Regions from separate parts of the Mus musculus genome. Here regions 2 and 3 are each linked to region 1. Evidence: chromatin loops called from intact Hi-C (ENCODE). Cell type or tissue: gastrocnemius. All regions are shown on one strand. Region 1 overlaps Ttc39b (tetratricopeptide repeat domain 39B). Region 2 has its middle 26 kb from the start of Ttc39b. Region 3 holds the start of Ccdc171 (coiled-coil domain containing 171).

What was found. A loop is a pair of places that touch in the nucleus more often than their neighbours do. Peaks named below come from ENCODE experiments on the same cell type or tissue, not always from the same donor. Only the 100,000 strongest peaks of a DNase experiment are listed, where the experiment ranks them.
Region 2: a loop joins it to region 1, with 2.4 times the contacts of the local background. A loop is called at or near these places in 7 of 42 quality-filtered maps.
Region 3: it touches region 1 in a loop (3-fold over the local background); 2 of 42 quality-filtered maps call a loop at or near these places.

The regions. Positions count from the first base shown.
Region 1 is chr4:83,299,097-83,307,096 of GRCm38, forward strand. The region is part of intron 1 of Ttc39b (tetratricopeptide repeat domain 39B); the gene reads right to left. Among named protein-coding and RNA genes, the nearest start is that of Gm23412, 17 kb to the left of the region's middle. In gastrocnemius, a CTCF peak has its summit at 4,517 (motif pointing right); DNase peaks (open chromatin) are centred at 1,645 and 4,503; H3K4me3 peaks cover 1,654 bases; H3K27ac peaks cover 4,083 bases.
Region 2 is chr4:83,346,659-83,354,658 of GRCm38, forward strand. No RefSeq gene overlaps it. Among named protein-coding and RNA genes, the nearest start is that of Ttc39b, 26 kb to the left of the region's middle. In gastrocnemius, no CTCF peak of the experiment used is centred here; a DNase peak (open chromatin) is centred at 4,261; H3K27ac peaks cover 1,362 bases.
Region 3 is chr4:83,524,582-83,532,581 of GRCm38, forward strand. It overlaps Ccdc171 (coiled-coil domain containing 171), which reads left to right and starts at 964. Exons shown (of 26, transcript NM_001355378.1): 1 at 964-1,189. It overlaps Gm25899 (a small nuclear RNA gene), which reads right to left and starts at 3,187; the gene lies at 3,047-3,187. In gastrocnemius, CTCF peaks have their summits at 3,526 (motif pointing right) and 5,702 (motif pointing right); DNase peaks (open chromatin) are centred at 342, 832, 1,228 and 3,539; H3K4me3 peaks cover 2,229 bases; H3K27ac peaks cover 2,088 bases.

The sequences.
Region 1 (8,000 bases):
GCCCAGCTCCTTGCCGCAGTCATGAAAGTCCTGTCCACCTGCCTCGAAGCACACCTCCAGCCTGCCCCTCACCCATTCCTCTTCAGCCACAGAGCTTTCTTTTCTGCTCCTCTAACACGCCATGCTCATGTGTGTCTCCCAGCAGTGTGGCCCTCTCCGGCCCAGGCTGATCCCCACCACTTGGTTTTACCACCGAATGTCATTTCCTCAAGGTTAGGACTTTGATCACACTAATTAAAGTCACCAAGAATAGCAACTTATAATTTCTCATCAACTGACTTATTTCGTCCACAATACTTATAATCTATAATCATCTTCCTTGTTTACCTAGCAAATAACTAATTATAAGAAGGAGAAAATATCACAGTTGCAGTCCTTGGGATTTAAAATACCATGTGAGGGGCTGGTGAGATGGCTCAGTGGGTAAGAGCACCCGACTGTTCTTACGAAGGTCCAGAGTTCAAATCCCAGCAACCACATGGTGGCTCACAACCATCTGTAATGAGACCTGAGACCCTCTTCTGGAGTGTCTGAAGACAGCTACAGTGTACTTACATATAATAAATAAATAAATCTTTTAAAAAAATAAAAAATAAAAATAAAATACCATGTGAAAGCAGGAAACGCACTGCCTTGCATTAAGGTCAGAAACACCAGGGACTGGCAGCTGGTAACTGGTGGGGTAGGACCCCGACTGAGCTTACCACACAAGCCTCACAACTTGGGTTCAATCCCCAGAACCCACAAAAGACAGGAGAGAAAAAAAACTCTGAAGTTGTTCTCTGGCACCCTGCCCTGACACACACCCCGGCACTGGCTGGACTCATACACAGCAACACAGTGACAACGGCAATGGAGGTATGAGGCAAGTGGACGCCTACGAAGAGAAGACCACTCCTCCTGGTAACCCATGCCTATATTTCCTTTTGTTCTGCTTTCATTCGCTTTAATCAGCTCTGTTCTGTGACTTTTGCTGAAAAGAATGGGACCTGAGTTGTACCTCTAGCCTGGGTGGCAGCATACCACCCAGGTAGTATAAGGTCACAAAGAAATACTATTTCTCCTTCCCTTGAAGGCCTAACCCATGTGGGTCTATCCATCACTTGGCAATCTGTCCAATACTCCTAAAAGATATTAAAAGATGACTGTGGAGTCGGAGAGATGCTCAGCTGTCAGGAGCATCCTTCGGTGCCACTCCTGCCGAGGACCTGAGTTCTGTTCTCAGCATCAGCATCAGGGAGCTCACAACCACCTGTAACTCCGGCTCCAACTGTTCCAACACCCTCTTAGAGCCTCTGTGGGCACCATGGACCCAGAGAGATACATAAATAAAAATAAGCCTTTTAAAAAAAAGCTTTTTTTAATGGGAGTAACAGCTGTCCTCTCAGTGAGGTGTGTACTTTCAGAGCAAGTAGCATGTCTCTAGGTGGCTACAACAGCCGTCCACTGCTCACTAAGCCTGCCTGAGGCTCCAAGTTCTATCTCACAACCATAGCTTCTTCCTTCCGTCTCCTTTCCAGATACCAGCCAAAGATCCTAAATCAGCTTGACTGATGCTCTAGGCATCCCACTCTCTGAACACACACAGCAACTCTATTCTTCCATTAATGCCTGCCAGCTTCCCAGCTTCTCTGGCCTTAATTCAAACGGCTTGACTTTCTTCTTACCCACCTACTCCCGACTGGCAGCCTGCCTGCCCTGTTTTTTGCTGTTTGTTTTTGTTTGTTTGTTTTCCCTCTCAAACTTCAACAAAACTGTTCTCTGCTTTTCTTCTGAGTCATCTTAAATTCTATTATCTAATGTAAGAACATTATTATATAATCGAGTTTTAGGTCAGTCAGACCTACATCGCAAAATTCTGTCTCAGAAAATAAATAAAAGAAAAAGAAAATCAAAGCAAGTCCTATGTGAACCTAAACTGAACCACGGGGCTCTTCGTCAGAAGCTATAAAAGCTAATTCTGCAGAGACCACCTCCAGATCCCCACCGGTAACTACTGCTAGGTCTGGCAGTTAACAAAACACAACCGGGGGGGAGTGGGTGGGTAGGGGAGTGGGGGTGGGTGGGTAAGGGGGACTTTTGGTATAGCATTGGAAATGTAAATGAGCTAAATACCTAATAAAAAATGGAAAAAAAAATACAAAAAAAAAAAAAAAAAAAAAAAACAAAACAAAACACAACCTTCTCCAGGTCTCAAGGGCTACAAACGTCTCAATTAGAGCAGACTAACAGGAAGAAAACGAAGAAAAAGGCGCAGCACAGTTGATCTCTAACCAAGGTCTTTAAATCCAACTTTCATTTGTGTGTGTGTGTGGGGGGGTGATCTTTCGGTTAATAAAATGGGCTTCAGACAATTTTAAATTCACATGTGTTGGCAGACATTTCTAATCCTAGCACTCAAGAGACTGAGGTAGGAAGACTGAAGATTCAAGGCCTAAATGGGCTGCAAAGACCTACCTCAAAACACCAAAACGCTCTTTAAAACAGAGTTCTAATCGTGTAACAGTAACATCACTAACTGAAGACAGAGGCTGCCTTGGCTATTTTTAACTGAATATAATTTCACACATTCTTCAAAGGTGACCTTACTGCTTTGTTCTCTAGTTACCCTCCGGAAAGTGCTCTCTTGTTACCTATGGAAGTTCTGTGGAATTGGCTTGGTTTGAATTTTAGACAAGGTTTCACCCTGGCTGACCTAAAATTTTACTGTGCAGACCAGGCTAGCTTCAAACTCAGAAATTAAAAGCCACTATGTCTGGCTTCTTTGTTTGTTTCCTTCAGACAACCTTTCACTGCATTGTCTAGGCAGATCTGGAACCCTGGAGCTCAAAGGACCTGCCCACCAGGCCCATCCCTTCACTCTCCTAAGTGCTGTGACTACAAGCATTGGGCGAAAGCCTTTTGAGGCTTAAAGCTTCATTTTTACAAATAACATACAGTTTTTTAAACCCACAGATATGAAAGCCTGGGATTGTAGGTTAAGTCATCCCTGTGGGAATGATTCAATTGAGCACTTCCGTGAATTGGAGGAACCATGGACAGACGTGGTGGCGTATGCATTTAATCCCAGCACTCAGGAGGCAGAGGCAGTTGGATCTCTAAGTCCCAAGCCAACCTGGTCTACATAGCGAGAACAGACAGCCAGGGCTCTGCAGAGAGACCCTGTCTCAATCAAATGAGTTCATTTTTCCTAAGCTTCATTCTGATGAGCTGCATTCTATTCAGATGATTCAGTCACTGAAGCAGCCTAGACATGACTCACTCACAATATCGTGAAGATCTTCATTTTTTAAAACGAAGTCAAAGGACAAAAAATGCCTTTCCCTCTCACACGTGAGAAACCGTGCTGCCTGTCCACGGCACGGAGCTGGCACTTGATGAGCGTACAGAGCGGCCCTTTGGACGGTGGCTTGGAGGTCCTAATGACCCTGGAGGAAGGTGTGTGTCAAGTGCGGTGCCACCACACCGAGGTCCATCACTTCAGGATAGAAAGGTCCACACAGTCTTAGCCCCTCCTTTTCCCTTTTCCTTCGCTGTAGCAAACCCTTTCCACCCATCCCAGTGTTAGCATTTGTAACCTGGGAACATTGGTGGACAGTTACAATACCTACAGAGAGCCGAGGGCACTGGGTGCCTACTGGGGTAATCACAACGTGATGGCATGAGCCCCACCCACCCAACCTCCCAGCCTCCTACAGGGCTCTGTGGAAAATTTATGGGTCACATGCTCTAACACCCATGGGGGCAGGTTTGTCTCTGAGCACTATAAGTAATTATGCATTAATGACTTACTTCTTTTGTCAGTAGAGCATGGAGAAAATACAAGTTAGCTTGGGAGATAGGCCTGTCTCGGTGTGAACCCTGACCTGAAGCAAGTCTAGCCCTTTAATCCTCCATTTCCTGTTGCTATGCCGGGAATCTCATCCCATTCCCAGAAGTCCTGTGAGGATTTTGGCGACGCAGTGCATAGAGAACAGGCCTGACTCAGAACAGGCTCCACCAATACAGGGACATGGGATATTCATCCTCAGAAATGAGATGAGTCAGCTGACTCCTGAAGACAGAGCTAGAACCCCTCATCCTACCCAAGACTCTGAGCCTCTCCTGGAACAGAGAAGAAAAAAAAAAATCCACAGTTGACTTCAGCATGGAAAGCCTAACTCCTGAGCACAGAGTCACAGGACCTCAGGCCGCCAGTGAGCAGTGTGACCTTGACTGACACATGCAATCTTTTTAGGATCCAGCCTCCTCAAGAGTAAAGCAGAGAGGCTGGCACACGGTCAAAGTCATAAACTCTTTGAATTACATCAAATTTAAAAAATTAAAAATTAAAAAAATAAAAAGAGCCTCCTTGAACATGCAATCAAATCTCCAGGCTTCTGGGAGTGTGTGGGCTTCAGTGGCACCAACCTGAGCCTGCATAGCGGCTGTTGTGTCTACCAAGAAAGGGAGCTGTTCACAGAAAGATTCTTCGGAATTTCCTGCAAGCACGGGGAAGGGAAGAGATTATAAACCAACCACCAGGTGTCGCTCTCAAGAAAAGCTTAACCTCAAGCCGTTAGCTCCCATTACCCACAGATCAGTGTTTTTAAAAGTGAAAGCTAACCGTATGAGGAGAAGCTGTAGCATAAGGGAGAAGTTCTAAGACCTTTAAAATAAAAAATAAACTAATCACCCACAATCAAAATTACTACAAAACAAATACTCTAGGTTGCCAAACAGCACATAGCGTGACTCCACAGAGCAGTGAGTATGTATGGACATGAAATGTGCTCTACATTTGGGAGGGGAGGTGATCAAGAGCCACTATGGCTGCATATAAATTGTCAGAGGGTGTAGAAAAGATATTCTAAAAGATGTGCACTGCAGTGCATAGAAGATAATAAAGTGCATTTGAAAAGGCAACTCTTTTACAGCTGTATATACTGGATTTATTTAGCATAGATGAGCAAATTATTTCATTTTCATTGATATTACTTGGCTAAATCTTTGTTTTGTTTTGTTTTTCTTTTTTTTTTTTTTTTAAGATTTATTTATTTATTATATGTAAGTACATTGTAGCTGTCTTCAGACACTCCAGAAGAGGGAATCAGATCTCGTTACAGATGGTTGTGAGCCACCATGTGGTTGCTGGGATTTGAACTCTGGACCTACGGAAGAGCAGTCGGGTGCTCTTACCCACTGAGCCATCTCACCAGCCCTTGTTTTGTTTTTCGAGACAAGGTTTCTTTGTGTATAGCTTTGGCTGTCCTGGAACTCCCTCATGTAGACCAAACAGGCCTCAAACTCAGTGACCTGATAAAAGGCATGTGCCACCACCACCCGGCTTGGCTAATGTCTTTATGACTGTAAAGTAAACCTTGCAAATTACTTATTATATCCACACCCCTGTCTTCCAGTGCCATACCTACCCAGAAGTTCACAGAAGGCGAGGGCCTACTCTTTGTTTGGGAGTGGGGGTCTCGGGAATAATTTTACACAGAGAACAAGCAGAACCAAAAGACTTAGTGTTTTAAACTATCTGATTTTGAAACTATCACTGATAGGAGTATTTTTAAATTAAAAGGAACAGAGTTCACACCGCAATATTGTGTCAACTCAGGCAGGAGAAATGGCTCAGCAGTTAAGAGCACTGACTGCTCTTCCAGAGGTCTTGAGTTCAATTCCCAGCAACCACATGGTGGCTCACAACCATCTGTGATGGGGTCTGATTCCCTCTTCTGGTATATCTGAATAGAGCAATGGTGGTATATTCATATGCATAAAATAAATAAATAAATCTTTAAAAAAATAATAATAATATTTCAATTCCATACTATTAAAATATGGCTCAGTGGGTAAAGGTTATTTGCTGCCAATTCTGAGTTCAATTCCCAGGCCCCATATGGTAAAGAGATTCCAGTAAGTTGTCCTCTGACCTCCACAATCATGCCATAGCATGAAGGTGCCCACATGAGCATGCATATGTGCACACACACAAGGGTGTGCGTGTGTAAAATAAAAATATTCATACATAAGGATCCCTCTGTTAGCATACATAGTCTTAGGGGGGAAAGCAGATCAAGCGAGTTAGCTCGGGAGTGTGGGGTGGGAGAGCTAGCCCTGTCCCTCTCTGGCTGCCCATGGCTCTCCTCAGTCCATGGCTTCTGGTACTGATGCAGGCAGAGAAAGACTCATCCTCTCTGGGGATCTGATCATGCTCCAGGGAGTAAGTATATGAACAACACAAAAGGAACTTTTTTCCCTTTTTTTTTTTTTTTGACTGGGGTGGAGCTTAATGGGAGAGTGCAGACAGGGGAGGACTGGGAGAACTGTGAGAATCCCAAATAGTCAATAGAAATTAAAATATAAAAGAAAACAGATCAAGTGATCTTCCACAGATAAACTATGGCACTATGATGTCACTCAGTTCTCTTCAGTTGTTACATAAAAAATAAGAGTAGAACTATTTCTAAGACATATTAAGTGTAAGTCCCAGTTCTGGACGAGACAGCACGGCATTCTATATCCCTAAGGCGGACCCGTGAGTATGGTAATGAATGATAATAGGAGGCACAGTGGGTTCCTTCTGACATAGGCAGGAATGAATGGTAAAGAGAAAGATCATGTTAACTTCTGAATGGTTTAAAGCTTACAACAAGCATGCCTATATCTCTGACACAGAGCATGAACAATCTGGATACTATAAAAAGGAACGCTGTTTCTTTAAGAAGCAGCTCCAGCACACACGGGCACAGTAAAGCCAAAGAACACTGACACTCACTCTGTTCCTTTTCATTCTGGCAACTTAAAACAAAAACAAACCAACAAACATAAAAAAAAAAAAAAAAAAAACATTATTTGGAAAGAACTGCAAACTGACATACTAGTCGCCAGGTTACTAGCACAGCATGCCTGTGTGCCACTTAGACAAATTCTCCTGTCTTTGCCACTTTGCCACTCCGGTTTCATGACCTGCTCTTCCTTCTCTCCCAACACCTCCTTCCCTTGCTTGCTGTCTAGCTATCCACACAGTTTATTTTTCTAAGGCATCGGACTGTAAGGTGTGACGCGCTTCTGGGTCAGTGTGGTCTACATACCGCAGCCTGTGTTTACCTCTTAGGCAGCCTGGTTCTCTAAGTTAGACTACACTTCATGCCATGTGTCAGCTGCCCCGTCTCCGCAGCACTTTTTAATTCTGCAGTACAGACTCTGGGCTAGCGCCTGCTACTGCACTCAGCTGTCACACCTCCCCTGCCTTCATTAACCTGGAATGTTTATACCATTATCTTCCTGTCAACTTCCTATTCTTCTCTCCTCTTTACAGCATGCAGCACTAAAGACTCACAAGACAGTGAGTCTTTCATCAGCATGAACCCAAAGACCCCAACTGATTTCAATGTTCTATAATCAACTTAGTGTCCTTAACCATTGTGGTACTCAAACTGTCCCAAATATGGCCCAGATAACTTGTAAATTCTTACAACCTTCCCTCTTGAGAAAATTCTAACGCTTGGTGCTTGCTCACCATACAAATTCCTGGGTCGAAACTCTGGCCCTGTGACTCTGAGGTTTATATGAGTAGATACTACCCCACTACAGCAGGGGTCCAATATCCTTCTCAGGGCATCTGTCCCTCCAGTGGTGTTGATTGTAATCACCTAACACAGCAGCCCGTTTCTCCACTGCACTGTGACTATTTCTGTTTGGCAGTTACTAAGATGTTTAAGGTGAGGGCCAGCAAGATGGCTCAACAGCTAAGGGTGCTCCGCACCACACCTGCAGATCTGAGTGTAACCAGTGGAATCCAGATGGTGAAAGAACAGAACTGACTCCCACTGTCCTCTGACTTCCTCAAATACGCGCACGATGATCTAACTAACTTATTAGTTAACTTATTAATGTAAAAAGTGTGTTTGCAGACAAGCACATGAGCTCACAAGACTACCACACTCATCAGGCAAGTGAGCCCCTAGACTCAGCACCTAGGACAGTGCCATCCTGACTTGGCCTCTAAAGCT
Region 2 (8,000 bases), 48 kb after region 1:
CTGTTTAGCCTTGGCTGTCCTGGAACTCACTCTGTAGACCAAGACTGGCCTTGAACTCAGAAATCCACCTGTCTCTGCCTCCCAAGTGCTGGGATTAAAGGCGTGAGCCACCACTGCCCAGCATCTTGCTTGGTTCACTTCCTCTACTTTTATGCACTCCAGGATCTCCTTCCTAGGGAATGGTGCCTCCCACAGTGGGCAGAACTTCCCATCTCAACTGAGAAAAAGGTAGTGTCCTACTGACATGCCTAAAGGCTCATCTTCTGAATGATCCTAACTAATTTCTGTTGACAGTTACCACTAACCATCATAACTATAATTACCAAAGTGTTGAGCATTTCACTTATGTGACTTACCCTGTGTGGTAGATATATTTTTGAGTTCAACTCAATGGATAATAAAACTTAGAGACAGGTGGGAGAGAATGGAGTTTTTGTCCCTATATCATTCTCTTTTTCTTCATAAACAATAGAAAGCTTATCTATTGCCAGGACATGGGCTACCCAAGATATATTCTTCAGATTTGTTTTCCTAAGAGTTACAATGACTAAGAGCTAACCAATAATATGCTGTGACATTGCCATCCTTAATAATTCCAGAATCCATTTCTGCGAACCATGGAGTATTTTAAGCTCACATTGTAGCTCTCAGGCAAAGGAGAGAAGTTTTTTCCCCTCTTCTGATGGCCCTTCAGCTCTCATTCTCCATGATGTTTTCCCGACTTCTCTTTGTCTGAAACAAAACTAAGTAGCATAGCATACATTCCTTGTGAAATTATCAGGCTGCTTTTCATACCTCAGCCAGCAAGAATTCACTCAAGAAACTCTAAGACATTAGTTACATATTTATTGATTGTCAGTAAATAGCAAGACTGATGCAACAACATAGAAAACTGCCATTTTCTTGAATCCTATATTTTAAAGATTTATTTATTTAGTTCATGTATGTGAGTACACTGTCTCTGTCTTCAGACATACCAGAAGAGGACATTGGATCCCAATTACAGATGGTTGTGAGCCACCATGTGGCTGCTGGGGATTGAACCCAGGACCTCTGGAAGAGCAGTCAGTGCTCTTAACTGCTGAATCATCTCTCCACCCAGCCCTTGAATCTCTCTCTCTCTCTCTTTGGTTTTGGTTTTCTAGACAGGATTTCTTTGTATAGCCCTAGCTGTCCTGGAACTTACTCTGTAGACCAGGCTGGCCTTGAACTTGGAAATCCTCCTGCCTCTGCCTCCCAAGTGCTGGGATTAAAGGCATGCGCCACCATTGCCCAGCCAGCTCTTGAATCTTTTTTTTTTGGGGGGGGGTGTTGAGACAGGGTTTCTCTGTGTAGCCCTGGCTGTCCTGGAACTCACTCTGTAGACCAGGCTGGCCTCGAACTCAGCAATCTGTCTGCCTCTGCCTCCCAAGTGCTGGGATTAAAGGCGTGCGCCACCACCACCCGGCAAATCTTATTTTTAAATTGTATTATTTAATGTTTTGTCTTTGACCTAATTATGCTTGGACATCAATTGAGCCTAACTCCAACTCATGCTCTACAGTGTTTCCTATTTTATTGTCCCAGTAGTATTTTAATTTATTTTATTTTGTTTTGTTTTGTTGTTTTGAGACAAGGTCTCACTATGTAGCATTGTCTTGGATCTTACTGTATAGACCAGGCTTACCTTGGACTCATAGGAATCATCTACCTCACAACTAGTAGGTAGGAAAGAATATAGGTACATGTCACCATACCTAACTATAATCTAATTTTTTTAATTTAAAAAACACTAAGTATAATAGCATTATATACATCAAATACATAAAAATAATCTTGAAAACAAACTTGTAACCGTGGCATAGGCCAATAATTGTGACATTTTAGAAGTCTGGGGCAAGAGGATAGAGAATTTGAAGTCAATCTGGCTATATAGTCAGCTCTAAGCCAGTCTGGGCTATATAGTGAGACCCTCTCTCAAAAGAAGAGTAGAAAGGAGAGAGCAAAATAGGGGTATGTGTGGGGGGGTTGAAAGAGAGGAGGAGGGAGGGAAGAAGGAACAGAAGGAGAGAGGGAGATACTGAAGCTAAAATGCCAATAGAGTGTGTTGGTTCTTAAAATCTCTCAAAAACAAAAACAACAAAAAACATAGAACAATACTTGTTTTTCCTAGTGAGATTTTTTCAATCTATAAAACACAAATCTGATCACAATGAGATCATATCTGGTCCCTATTAAATTGCCTAATATAAAGATAACAAGTGATGGGAAGTAACTGGAGGAGGGGAATTAAAAAAAAAACTTGCATATTTGGGGACAGCCACTATAGATTTTTTTTTCCCTTAAAATGCCTATCAGTATTAAGAATGGAGGGTCCTTGAAAAACTAAAAGTTAAGCTGCCACCTGATCCAGCAGTTAAAATCATGGCTATGATATCCATGAACTGAAACCAAGACATTAGAGAGATTGGAGTCAGCCAGTGTGGCCACCAGTAGATCTGTGTGCTGTAAAGACAGTAGAATATTGCAACCATAGAAGGGAAATCCCCTTGTGTGTAACTACATGCCCTGCTGTGGGGAGCATTATCCTAATGAGCCAGGCACAGAAAGATGAATAGCATAGAAAGAGGAATCACGCAAGTGACAGAAGCCATCTAGGAAAGGCTATGGCAAGTAAGTAAGTTTCCTGGAGATGGTCCACAATTTTTCATGGCTGCAATGGGTGCAGTCTGAGAGGCCCAGCCCCAGAGACTTTTTCCCAGGATTGTTCCTCACTACTGATATGCCTTTTCTGCTATTATTACATAGTCTAAGAATTCCTGGGCATCAGCCCACCCTACTGGGCAAATTTCCTGCAGATCAACAAGAAGATGAACTTTTATGAATTAATGTTGATTAGATGAATTAGTGACTTTATAGAATTCAAATAATTCTAGGAAGAAAGTTTAAAGAGATGGTTTTATTTGTTTTGTCAGAAAGATGTAATAAAGTTAGAATCAGGAATAGAAGGTGCCCCTTCCTCATAGAATAGTAAGTAAAGGCTGCATTATAAGGCATAAAATGAGTTTTCATAAATTACAATAAGAAGAGAAATAGACTTGGAACAAATTTGTGATCAAGGAAAAACATTCTTTATAGGTCAGATCCAAGAATGAAGCCGCAGATGTGCACTATGATAAAGCAAGGCCATGTGGAACTGTTTCTTTGAACTTATAATGAGCTTACAGAATGAAACACTGTTTTGAACTTAATATCAACATCCCTTTGTAACTCCCCCTTTGTGTACCATTTTATCTATGAGGTAATTTTATAAAGAACGTTTTCTAAGAAGGTGTCAAAAGGCTGAGAGAAGAAATAAAGTGTGGCTTTTGGGGCTCTGCCCATTCCGCTAAATGTATGTATGTATATGCCCGTCTATAGATTTTTTTTTTCCTTAAAATGTCTACTAGTATGAAGTATGGGGTCCTTGAAAAACTAAAAATTAAGACAGGAGTTAAATTGCGAGAAGCCAGCAGCTTTTGGCCACAGAATAGCCAAGAGTTAAAAAAAGGCAGAAATTGCCCAAAGTAAGCAGTTTTTGGCCACGCAATCGCCGATAGAAATTGCCTAAGGTAAAGCAACCTTGGCCACGATGCCCAACTCTATACCTCCCCTTGTTGCCTGCCTCCGTACCTGGGTGCCTGGATAAGTCCCCGGCACAAAAGCATACTCATGTGAGAGTATGAGAGTAGTGTGGTGGACAACAGGCTCTGGTGTGGGTAGCTGTAAAGGAGAGAGATGGGGAGGTGTTGATCAGAGGATGTAAAATTCCAGTTAGGAACAAGCAGATTTCTTGTCTGTGTGACAGTTGCAGTTATAGTATACCTACTCTTGAAAACTGCTGAGAGTATTATAAGTGTTCTTCTCGCCACACAAATCCCTATGTGAAGCAATGCCTAGGTCAATTTGCTACATTTGGTTATTTATGTGCTTCAGAAGGCAATGACACTTCTACCTGTTTAAATACAGCGAAGTTCTAAGCAGGTAGCTTCGTGGTACAGCACTTGCACACGTGCCTGAAACCTGGCCACACATGCTCACAAGGAAAAGACGAACTGGTGATATATTATTCCTGATGCTGGCCACAGAAGAGATGAAGTAAGTACTCTCACACACAGTTCATGCACTTCGATGCACTTGCCCAGCTCTCTCATTACACTGGAGGAAGCCAGCTGCCGTGTTGCTAGATCACTCAGGCAGCCTACAGAGATGCTAACTAACACACGGATAAAGGGCTCCCAGCCAACACCAGTGGAAACTGAAGTTGCCTGCCAACAGCCACACCAGAGAGCCCAGAAGTCCTCGGCAAGCCTGAAGCTGTCAAGAACTGAAGCCAAACTCTTAACTATAACCTCATGAGAGAACCATTTCCGAGCCAGACTCATGACTGTAAGAAACCAGTGCATTTGTTTGTGTTGTTTTAAACTAAAAATAAAAGCACTCTAAATTAGAGATGTGATGTTCAATTGCAGAGACTAAAACTGGAAGCGATTTTAAGGAAGATAATCTAATTTAGTGAATTTTTAAGTGTATTATTATTATTATTTTGCTTTTCTACCTCATGAAGCAGACAAATTTTTCAGATACCTATAGTAAAATACCTGCCTTGAAATAGACACCTAGAGTTAAGCACTACATAAAATTCTACTCTACTCTCAGGTGCTGGGGAACCAAACTGGGGCCCTGCATTCATGCAACTAACACCCTATCATTGAACTATATCCCCAGTCCTACCATCATAAGCGGGGAGGGGCCTGCTCTTGTATGTGCATGCATGCATTCTCAGAGGCCAGAAGAGAGCATGGAAATTACAAATTTAATAGCAAACAAACTCCATATCCTTTCCTATGAATATCCAGTTTGTGCTCTTGTAGCCCACAGCAGTAAGGTCCATATTAAAATATTTCAAAGACTTAGTTTTCCTTATGTGCAGATGTGTGTGCTCCTATATGTGTGTATGCTGTGTCACTATGGGTACCCAAGTAAGCCAGAAAAGGGTGTTGGGCTCCCTAGAGCTGGATTCAAAGGCAGTTGTGAGCTACAGAACATGAGTGCTGGGAGCCCAACTCGTCCTCTGGAAGAGCATCAAACACTCCTAACCGCCGAAGGGACCGGCTCTCCAGCACATACTATTAAGTTTAACCTCCCTTACCCTGGGAAGTTTCTGTTGGGTCTCTCGTCCTCATTTTACTCAGCCATTCAGCACTCTATTGAGCCTGCTGTAATCACAGCTCTGGGCTAGACCTGCTGATGGAAGGATGGATAAGATTCTGGGGTTGAGTCTGAAAATTTTGCTCAGTAGTAACAAGTAATAAAAACGGTACACAGGGCAGGTGTGTAGGTTCAGTAGGCAAAGGCACTGGCCCACAAGCCTAATGACCTGAATTCAATCCCAGGGACCTATAGGTGGAAACAGAGAACTGACTCCCACAAATTGTCCTCTGACTTCCCCAGGTGTGCACGTCCTTACACAAACACACACATACATACACAGCACACAAAATATAATAAAAATGGTGTACATGAAGCAGAGACATGCTTTGTATCTTGATAGTGTAAGAAGCACTCCTTAAAAAAAAAGAGGAATTAGAAATACAAAATTGGGAGTGAGAAAGAATATTTAGAGAATAAATCACTGCAAATTACCAGGGATGGGCAATGCGGAGCCCTTTACGGGCTGCTCAGGCAGTTGGCAGAGAGTTTTTTTCATAACTGTAAACTGGTTACTAGCTGGTTTCCCTCCCCTTAGGTTATATCCCTGTGATACTCAGCACCCACAGAGGCCTGATCGACTGAAGTGCCAGGCTATCTAAATGTCATTATTAGCTCTCTGTTGCCGTGTCAAATACCTGAAATAAGTAATTTAGGGAAGAGAGATTTATTTTCAGCCCATTGTCGTGGACTCAACTGTAGAATATGTGGGTTCTGGTCTGTGATAGCTGTTCCTGGTTGTCAACTTGACTACATCTGGAATGAACTATAATCCAGAAACGGAGGGCACACCTGAGATCCGGGTCTTGAGGCTGGGAGACACGGTCTCCTGTCCAGGATCTTGACATGGAAATCTTGAGGCATAGTGGCCATGAAAAGCTTAGGCCCGGGCAAGGTAGTACACTCTTAATGTCAGGAAACTGAGTCAAGCAAATCTCTGAGTTCAAGGTCAGCCTGGGACAAAGCAAGTTCCAGATCCAGGGGTTGCAGTACATACCTTTAACCTGAGCCATACCTTCTGGTGGAGGTAGGCCTACACAAGGACACTGGAAGAAGGAAGACTCATTTCTCTTCCCTGCTCGCACTTACTTTCCAACATGTGTTGGATCCTACCTCTCCAGGATTCCAGCTTATACAGACCAGCTGAAACAACTAGCCTCATGGGACTGAGGAACCACTAGATTCTTGGACTGCCCATTATTTGGACTGCAAACTGTAAGGCATCACAACAAATTCCTTTAAAATAGAGAGACATTCCATAATTCCTGTGACTCTAACTAATACATGGTCTCAATCCCTAATGCTCAAAAACCAAACCAAACAACAACAACAACACTTAAATAGCCACAAACGACAAGATGCCATCTTTTTCTATCAGTTGGGTTTCTCGGTGTACATTAAAGCTACAGTGAAGCAGAATCATGACTGCATGCAGCTCCAGGTTAACCAAAGCGACATGCTTCACAGGAGCCACTAAGCAGAAAAGCTAAGCCAGGAAGAGACGGAGGACAAGATTCAGTCCTCAAGGGTGTGTCCTCTCTTCACCTAGGTCTCACCCTCCTGAGCTTCCGCCACCTCCCAGCATCCCATTACATTACAAATCGACGCACCAGGCAGTGGTGGCGCACACCTTTCATCCCAGAACTCAGGAGGCAGAGACAGGCAGATCCCCGAGTTTGAGGCCAGCCTGGGCTACAGAGTGCATTCTGGAGTTCCAGAACAGTTAGGGCTACATAGAGAAACCCTGTCTCAAAAAGCAAAACCACTGCCGGTCGTGGTGGCGCACGCCTTTAATCCCAGCACTCGGGAGGCAGAGGCAGGCAGATTTCTGAGTTCGAGGCCAGTCTGGTCTACAAAGTGAGTTCCAGGACAGTCAGGGCTATACAGAGAAACCCTGTCTCAAAACAACAACAACAACAACAACAACAAAGCAAAACTATAATATATATATATAAATCCACAGATGAGTGAACGCACCAATGAGATTGGAATCTTCAGCCCACTTTCCAAAGCCACGTCTGATTGTTGTTACATTCAGGGAATCTCAAATCCAGTCTGTCACACTTACTGACAGACTAATTAACAGACCAAGGGTGCTTGAAAGTCAAAGCTTTGATTTAGTTAAGCCAGACTTCCCAGAGCTACAAGGAATGTAGAGTTGGACAAAAGCTGTCATTGTGCATGGTGAGATGCAACAGCTAAGACTCATATCAGGCTGTCAACGCAGTTCGTGCACACAACAGACCAGCTGAAACCAGTCCACCTGTTTCTGGACACCACTTCCTTTTTCTTTCAAGCATCGCGTGCCCATGTTGTTAGATGGTGCTCTCTGATCCTGGGAGATACGTGACTCACGATTTCCCCTTTCCTCAAACAAACTGCTAAATATAATTTGTCTAAAGTGATTTGGTTTTTATTTTTGGTATTGGGAATTAACCTAGGAACTGCAACATGCCAAGCACATGCTCTATGCTTGGCCACATCCCTAGTCCTGAAGACTGGTTGGTTTGTTGGTTTTTTCTTATAATGCTAAACATAAAACTTGGGCTTTTGCTGCATTCTAAACAAGCATTTGACTGCTGGGTTACATTCGCAGCCCTATAGGCATTAATAAAGGACTAACAGAGAAAGGGATATGATGACAGAGAAGCTGGGGGGCTTGTCCAGAGCTTTTAATATCCAGAGGCCTTTAAAATTAGGCATTAGGGCTGGAGAGATGACTCAGCAGTTAAGAATACTGACTGCTCTTCCAGAAGTCCTGAGTTCAATTC
Region 3 (8,000 bases), 230 kb after region 1:
TTAATCTATTTGCTCTTAGGACTGTTAACTTTCCAGAGCGAGAGCAGGCGAGAACCCCAACACCTGGTTCAGGCTGATTACAACCAACCCCGGACAAGTTTAGCATAAAAGGCTCATTTTGTATGAACACTTGTGGAAAGAAGGTAGTGGCGGCAGGGATAAAAACCTTTCATCAAAATCCTGCCATTTCGCATTGTTCTTTAGGGAATAGGCTTTCAAAAGCCAAGGAACAAAAGAGGATTTGCTTTTCCAATCCTCTGAAGCGGCTACAGGGCGAACCAAAGCTCTTTATAAATTGTGGGCGAGGAGGGGGAGGGGCTGAAATCTAGCAGAGATGGAGCTCAAGGCGAGGCTCCAAGGCCTTATTTGCCAATGAATCCGGTTCTGCATTATTTGTAATCAAAGACGCTCAGCAGCATCAGAGCACCGACCTACATTCTATCCACCCAAGCCAAAATACAAAAGAAATCGATGGGAGGAGGAGACTGCAGGAGGAGGGCGCTGAGAGTCTGCCACCTGTGCCGAAGCCCAGGCACTCTCCCTGGGGACCCTGGCATCGGCCGCGGTCCTAGCGGGTTTCTCGGGCCGAGAGCCAGCTAAGAAGACGTTTACAGAGCAGGAACAGGCTGCTGCCCTTTTCCGAGGCTGGAAATGTGCACGCCACTCGGTTGCGGGAGTTCTGAAACAAGGAGAAGGCACAGCATGCCGGCGCTGGAGCGCGCATGGGGTGGAACGCGGCCCCGAGCCACCCGTGTGCTTTGCGCACGCGTACCCCACCCCTGGCGCATGCGCAATATACCCCGCCTGCCGCGGGAGCGCGCGCGGTTGCGGGCCGGCGCTTCTCTTCCAGCGCGAGCCCGCGTTCTCTGAGTACGCGCGTATCCTGGAGCTGGGGCTCGGGCGGCGGGCGGGACGCTGGGGACGCGGAGGCGAGGGGCGGGCCTGCCGGGGCGGGGCCAGGGAGGCGGAGAAAGTCGCGGCTGCCCAGAGCCTCGTCGCGTGTTCCGGGCCCCCGGAAGTGGCCGTTGTAAACTTCACCTCGTAGACTTTCTCCATCCTGGCCCTAGAGTCCATCGGCTTTCCCCAGTTGTCACTCTTTCTCCTGAGAGTTGCCTGACCTCCCACTCACCCCGAGACCTGAAGCTGCCTGGGGGTCGTGGGTGTGCAGGCTGGACCACGCGAGTCCGAGGTAACTGCGGGCTGTGGGTGCAATGGTGACTGGCGCCCGGGACCGGGAGGTGCTGAGAGGAGACTGGGCTTGCAGAGAGGACCCGGCTGAGGGCTGCTAGCTGGTGCTGACACGCCTCCAGCTCAGCCTCCAGCCTCCAGCCTCCAGCTCAATGGCCAGGGCTCTCCGCCCACCTTGAGGAAGCCGAGCATCTTCGCTGTACTCCGAGGACCGGTGGGGACTAGAGTCCTCGGAGCTCTTTGGGATCAGTACCCAAGGATCACTTTTTTTTTTTTCGTGTTTTACCTTCATTTTATTTAAATGCCTACCACACTTTAGGCACCCTACAAACGTTTGATAAGCAAAACAATGAGTTATGCAACTTCTGCCTACCACCCACCTTGGGACTTAGAAAAGTCAGCTGTGAGTTTAAAGCTGAATTTTGCGTACAAGCACACACCCCCCCCCCTTTGACTTTTTAATCATTTACGATATTCATATTAATCAAATACATAACTTAGAGACGATATCAAACAGCTTCTAAGATTTTGCACGTTGATGTTTTATACTTTTCCTAGTATTGGAGAAATGAAACTACCGTTTTGTTATTTGTATTTATCAGTGCTTAGTAACGACCAAACTGTGATAGAGCCGGAAATGCAATCCTTTCCAGTTAAAGGCAGAGGAATGCAGGCAGTGCAGCGGGATTCTAGGGAAAGTGAAGGCGGCTGTTTTAGCTTGGAGCTTGTGTGTAAATCCTGGCTCAGCCATTTATTAGCTGTGACAGGCAAATCACCTGTCGCCTGGACCTTAGGTTCTTTATGTCAAATAAGCAGAGTGGGCTTAGTCTTTCAGGCTCCGTTTACTTTTTGTTTGTTTGAGTTTCTTTGTCTTAGGCGTGTTTTATGGACAGAATCACACATCTCCTTCACCTCTCTTCTTTTTTCAGAGATGGGATGAAAGGTGGTTGAGACTGAACAAGAATCATGGGCACAAAAGTGTTCTGCTATTTGAGCTGCACTCAGCTCTGAAGTGCCCCCTTGCCAAATGAACCGTGTAACTGCTGATAGTCCCACACAGGTGTCACGACTAATGAATGCAAAGCTGCATAGACAAAAAAAAAAAAAAAAAAAAAGTGGATTTAGTGTTAGGGAATCAAGCCCTTTCCTCTCGATGAGTAAAGAAAAAAAAAAATAGCATTTGGTTAGACACCCAAACTGAGAAGGTAGTGGAAGTGCTGTGACACAGGTTGCATTCCTTTCATCTTTAAACAAGAGCGGAAAGGGTCGAGGGGCTGACTTAAATAGTTGATGAAACCTGATGCTTGTTGGTGAGTTGGTGTTCATCAGTTTAAAGGGGCGGGGGTGGGGTGGGGGTGGGCAGGAGAAGCTAGGCTGTGCGCCCAGAGAGGCATAGGCGGTTCCAGATAAGCATGTTTTCTTGGTACAGAATCATTAGAAGTCATCAAGATGTGAGTATGACTTTTAATTCTTGTAGTGAGTATCTTGGTACAAATCATTCAATCTCTGGGAAACCCAGTTTTCCCGTCTGTGAAATGGGCAAATAGTCTCTGGAGATTAAGGGATGGATGGTGGGATCAAGCATGCGTAGTTAGTTGCGTGTGTGGCACATAGTAAGTGTTCCATACTGGGCCCTGACTCTTCATCCAGCCCCTTTCTCTCTGAGCTGTGTGACTGAGAGGTGAGCATGCGGCGAAGGGACAGAAGAGGGCTTGAAGGGTAGGAAAACTCGTGCTAAGATGGCCAATGAGTCGGAAAAGGCTGGGGTGATGCACCCACTTTGCTTTTGCAAAATGTGGGGTAAAATTTGTTCTTTAAGGAAAGTTTTTTTTTTTCCTTTTTTTTCCTTTTTATTCAGTCTCAGTAGAGACTGTCAAAAATTGCCAATGCCGACTTTATTTCAAGTCATCATGGCAGGGTATTGGGAAAAGTTTTCAATTAGCAATAATTGCGCCTCGGATAAACCTCATGGACTACAATACAGCCAATTCGCAAAGCTAAGGAAAGTTTTCTTCAAGTGTGGTTTAATTATTTAATTATTTATTTATTTATTTTTTACCTTGCTTGAGTTGTCTGTCTTTTTTATGGTTCTGGGAAAAGAACTTGGATATTTCCCTATTCAGGGACTTGTATTATCCCTAACTGCTTCTTCTCTTCTCTTCTCTTCTCTTCTCTTCTCTTCTCTTCTTCTCTCTTCTTTTTTTTCTTCCTCTTTTTCTTTCACTTTATTTCTAAATGATTATTCTTCCTTTCTTTCATATTCATTTTTATTCTGTGTACATGAGTGTTTTGCCTACATGTATGTCTGTACACCATGTGTATGCAGTGCAGTACCCTCATAGGCCAGAAGAGGGCTTTTGATCTCTGGAACTGGATTTACAGCTAGATGGTTGTAAGCTGCCATGTGGGTGCTGGGAATTAAACAGGTTTCTCTGGAAGCAGCCAGTACCTCTTAATGGCTGAACCATCTCTCCAGCCTCCTCTTTTTTTTAAAAAAATATAATTTTACTTATTATGTGTGAGTGTATGTACATATATGGTGGTGAGCAAGCCTCTGCTACTGAGTGCATATGTAGATCAGATGTCAGCTTTGTGGAGTTGGGTTCTAGGGCTAGAACACACATCAGTAGGCTTGCATAGCAATCACCTTTATCTGATGAGCTGTCCTGTAAGCCCTCTACTTGGTTATTCTTAAAAAGAAAACCTGTTTTATCATTATTATTAATTATTTGTTATCATTAAAGTTATGGGTATGTTTGTGTTATTGTGTATGTGAGAGTGTAAGGTCCTCTAGAGCTGAAGTTACAGGCAGTTGTGAACTGCCATGGATGCTGGAAGTCAAACTTGCATCCGAGAATGAGAACTTCATTTATTCAATGTAACTACACTGTAGCTGTCCTCAGACACTCCAGAAGAGGGAGTCAGATCTCATTATGGGTGGTTGTGAGCCACCATGTGGTTGCTGGGATTTGAACTCAGGACCTTTGGAAGAGCAGTCAGTGCTCTTATCTGCTGAGCCATCTCGCCATCCCTGAACTTCATGCTCTTAACTGAGATGTCTCTCCAGCCCTTGGCTATTCTTCACCCATCTTCCATAATTTGTTACATCCTTTTGAGGCCTTTTGCTTCCTTCACCTTGAAGTTTAATACTTTGTCACACGATGTATTTTTTCTTTTTAACTGCGTTTGCATGTACATTTGTGTGGAGTATGTGTGTGGAGTATGTGCATGTTCCCTGGGGCTTAGCCCAGAGGCTGGAGTGTCAGGTGGTTGTGCGCTATGCTGTGCTTGCTGGAACCTGACCTGGAGTCCTTTGTAAGAACAGCCTGTGCTCTTAACCATTGAGCCATCCTTCCAGAACCCATTTCCCCTGTTCTTTATTTCTCCTTTGGGCACTTTGTCCCATTAGCTTTTATGCTCCCCTCAATTTAATTTTCATGACTCAAATGAGGTTTTTTTTAAATTTCTAGTTCTTTCTAATTCTTGTCACTGTACCATTTAAATTTTTATTTTTATTTTTTTGTCTTTGGAGACAGTGTCTCACTATGTAGCTCTGGGTGGCCTGGAACGAACTGTGTAGACTAGGTTGGCCTAAAATTCACGGGGATCCATTCATCTCTGCCTTTCAGGTGCTGGGATTAAAACCTGAGCCACCCATCAGCCTTATCCTTTTTGTCTTTATCTTATCTTTTCTTCTTCCCTCCCTCCCTCCCTCCCTCTCTCCCTCCCTCTCTTTCTTTCTCTTTCCTTTCCTTCCTTCCTTGACAGGTTTTCACTGTGTATTTCTAGCCAGGGTAGGCCAGGATGGTCTAGAGCTCACAAAGATCCCCAGAAATTCGCCTGTCTCTGCATCCACATTCTGGAACTAAAGGTATATGCCACCATATCTGGCACTTTGATGAGTTTCCCTTCTTTCCTCTGCCTCCTTTCCCCCCAAGTCAAGATCCCTCTGTATAGCCCTGGCTGTCCTGGAACTCTCTGTATACCATGCAGGATTTGAACTTAGAGATCTGCTTGCTTTTGCCTGCTGTCTCCTGAGAGCTAGCACTAAAGGTATGCACCCCTGTACCCCTTGCCTTTTCCTGATGTTTTTAGGTTATTTTGAAATTTCATCAATCTTGTGGATATATCTTTCATACATACATAGGGTATTGTTTATTTCTTTACTCTGTGACCACACTCCTTTTTTTTGCTTGCTTTCTTGCTTGCTTATTTATTTATTAATTTATTTACTTGTGTTTTAAAAATTATTATTGTTTTGTTTTATTATTTTATTTTTTTATTTATGTTTTTAAAGATAAGTTTCTCTGTGTAGCTGTCCTGGAACTCATTCTGTAGAACAGGTTGGCTTCGAACTCTGCCTGTCCCCACCTCCCAAGTGTTAGGATTAAAGGCGTGTCACCCGAACTGCCTGGCTCTTTTGCTTTTTTTTTTTTTTTTTAATTTTAAGATTTATTTATTTTATTTATGTAAGTACACTCTAGCTGTTTTCAACCATACCAGAAGAGGGCATCAGATCCCATTGCAGATAGTTGTGAGCCACCATGTGGCCACTGGGAATTGAACTCAAGACCTCTGGAAGAACAGTCAGTATTCTTAACCACTGAGCCATCTCTCCAGCCCTCTTTTGCTTATTTTTATGGGAGATAGGTAGATCTACAACTTGAGAGTGAGGCAGGGCTCCGGTAAACTTCTATAAGTTCATAAAACAATTTTATACAGCTTTTTTTTTTTTTCTGTATACTAATGCTATGGGGGCTTGCTTTTGAGATCTTTCTGGCTGTTTCCTCCTCAGTTTGGTTGGAACATCTTCACTTCTTCCTCCTTCCCTCCTACCCTGCTCTGCTCTGCTCTGCTCTGCTTAGATTGCAGACACAGAAGTTTCTCTTCAGTGCAGGAAGGACCTGAACAGGACCACTCTGAGAGGTCATTGGGCTGAGCCTGCTCTTTCATGACTGTTTTACGATGTGCATTCATTTCAAGTGCCCACTGTTAGAATGGGCAAAGCTCTCCACTTTGTTCTTCTGTTCTCAGAAGGCCTGCAGTAAATATCGGCTTCCTCCCCTGGGCTCTGTCAGATGCACCCTTTGTTCTCTAAAGATCCCCACTGCTTCTCTGTGACTCTCTCGCCTGATGGTGTTTTGCTAAGTGTTATTCAGGGTTGCTTGGATTCTCTAACTACTTGTGTTCATTTTACAGACTTCTCTATTTACATTAATAAGGAAATTATGCTATAGAAAAAGAAGCCAATCGCGGTGACTCCCACCTGAAAGCCAGCACTTGGGAGGTGGGGGTAGGAGGATCAGGAGTTGCAGACCAGTCTTGATTGCCTAGCAAATTCCAGGCCAACCTGAGCTTCACCATACTGTGTCTCAAAAACAAAACAAATCAAACACCCAGCGAGGCTGGTGGCTTATGCTTTTAATCCTAGTGCACAGAGGCAGTCAGATCTCTGAGTTCAATGCCAGCATGGTCTACATATTGAGTTTTAGACTAACTAGGGCTACCCAGTGAGAACCTGTCTCAAAACAAACACGACAAAATCAACCAACCATCCAACCAACCCAGTCTCCTCAAACTGAAAACAAAAACAGAAGCAAAATCAATGAAAAGCAAACCAAGAGCCTTAAGTCAAGGCACAGAGGTGGTCTGAGAACACATTCCACTGCTGTTCTCTTGTCTCATGCTACTCAACTGAAAACCTTTACCCCTGTCTGAATATTTTCAAACTCTCAGTATTAGCTTTATACCGTTGTATAACAAGTTACCACAAAGTTAGTGTTTTAAAGCTGTGCACACTTTGAACATTGCTTTATTAGGCAGTATTCATGGGGTGAGGGGAACGAAGCTGTGCAGACCTGCTGCTTCCCACGGTATTTCTCTGCATGTCTGTTGTACGCACGATCTGACCTGGAGACTGGGGGAACTTTCCTCTATGACGTTCTACCTCTGCCTAAAGACTTTAGGTTTGAATATGTTCTGTGCCTAAATACACAGAAAAAAAATGAGTTCTTTTAGTTTACTTTTATTGAAAGAAACTCAGTAAATTAAATAAATTGTTTCTTCTTCCACTTTTCTTCCCATGACAAAGAAAAATAAAACAAAAATCATCATTTTTAAGGTTGTTAGTATCTAAAAAAAAATTTCTAGAGGCTTGAGAGATGGCTCAGGGGTTAAGAGCATTGGATGCTCTTCCAAGAACCCGAGTTCAATTCCCAGACCCAAAATGATGGTTCACAGCCATCTGTAACTCAAATCCCAGGGATTTCACTTCCTCTACTGACCTCGAAGGAGACCAGGCACACATGTGGTGTACAGACATATGTGCAAGCAAAGACTTAAAAAAAATGAATAAAAAAATCTAAAAATTAAAGTTATTTTTGTTATTTGTGTGTGTGTGTGCGCGCGTGCATGTATGTGAAGATTAAATTCAGGCCCCTGTACTTGGTAAGCAGGTACCCTACCATTGTCTTGCACCTCTAGTCCCTCTGAAATTCCTTCCCCAGAGGATAAAATAGAGATCTTTTTGTGCTGTTGGACACCTAAGTCCGTGCATGGGTGGAGGTTGTGTATGCCTGTATTGACTTTTTTATTTTAACCCACAAAAATGAAAACCCTTGGACTGGAGAGAGGGCTCAGCAGTTAAGAGCTCAAACTGCTTTTTCAAAGGTCCTGAGTTCAATTCCCAGCAACCACATAGTGGCTCACAACCATCTGTAATGGGATCTGATGGCCTCTTCTGGTGTGTCTGAAGAGAGCAATGGTGTACTCATCTCCATAAAATAAATAAATCTTTTTTAAAAAAAATGAAA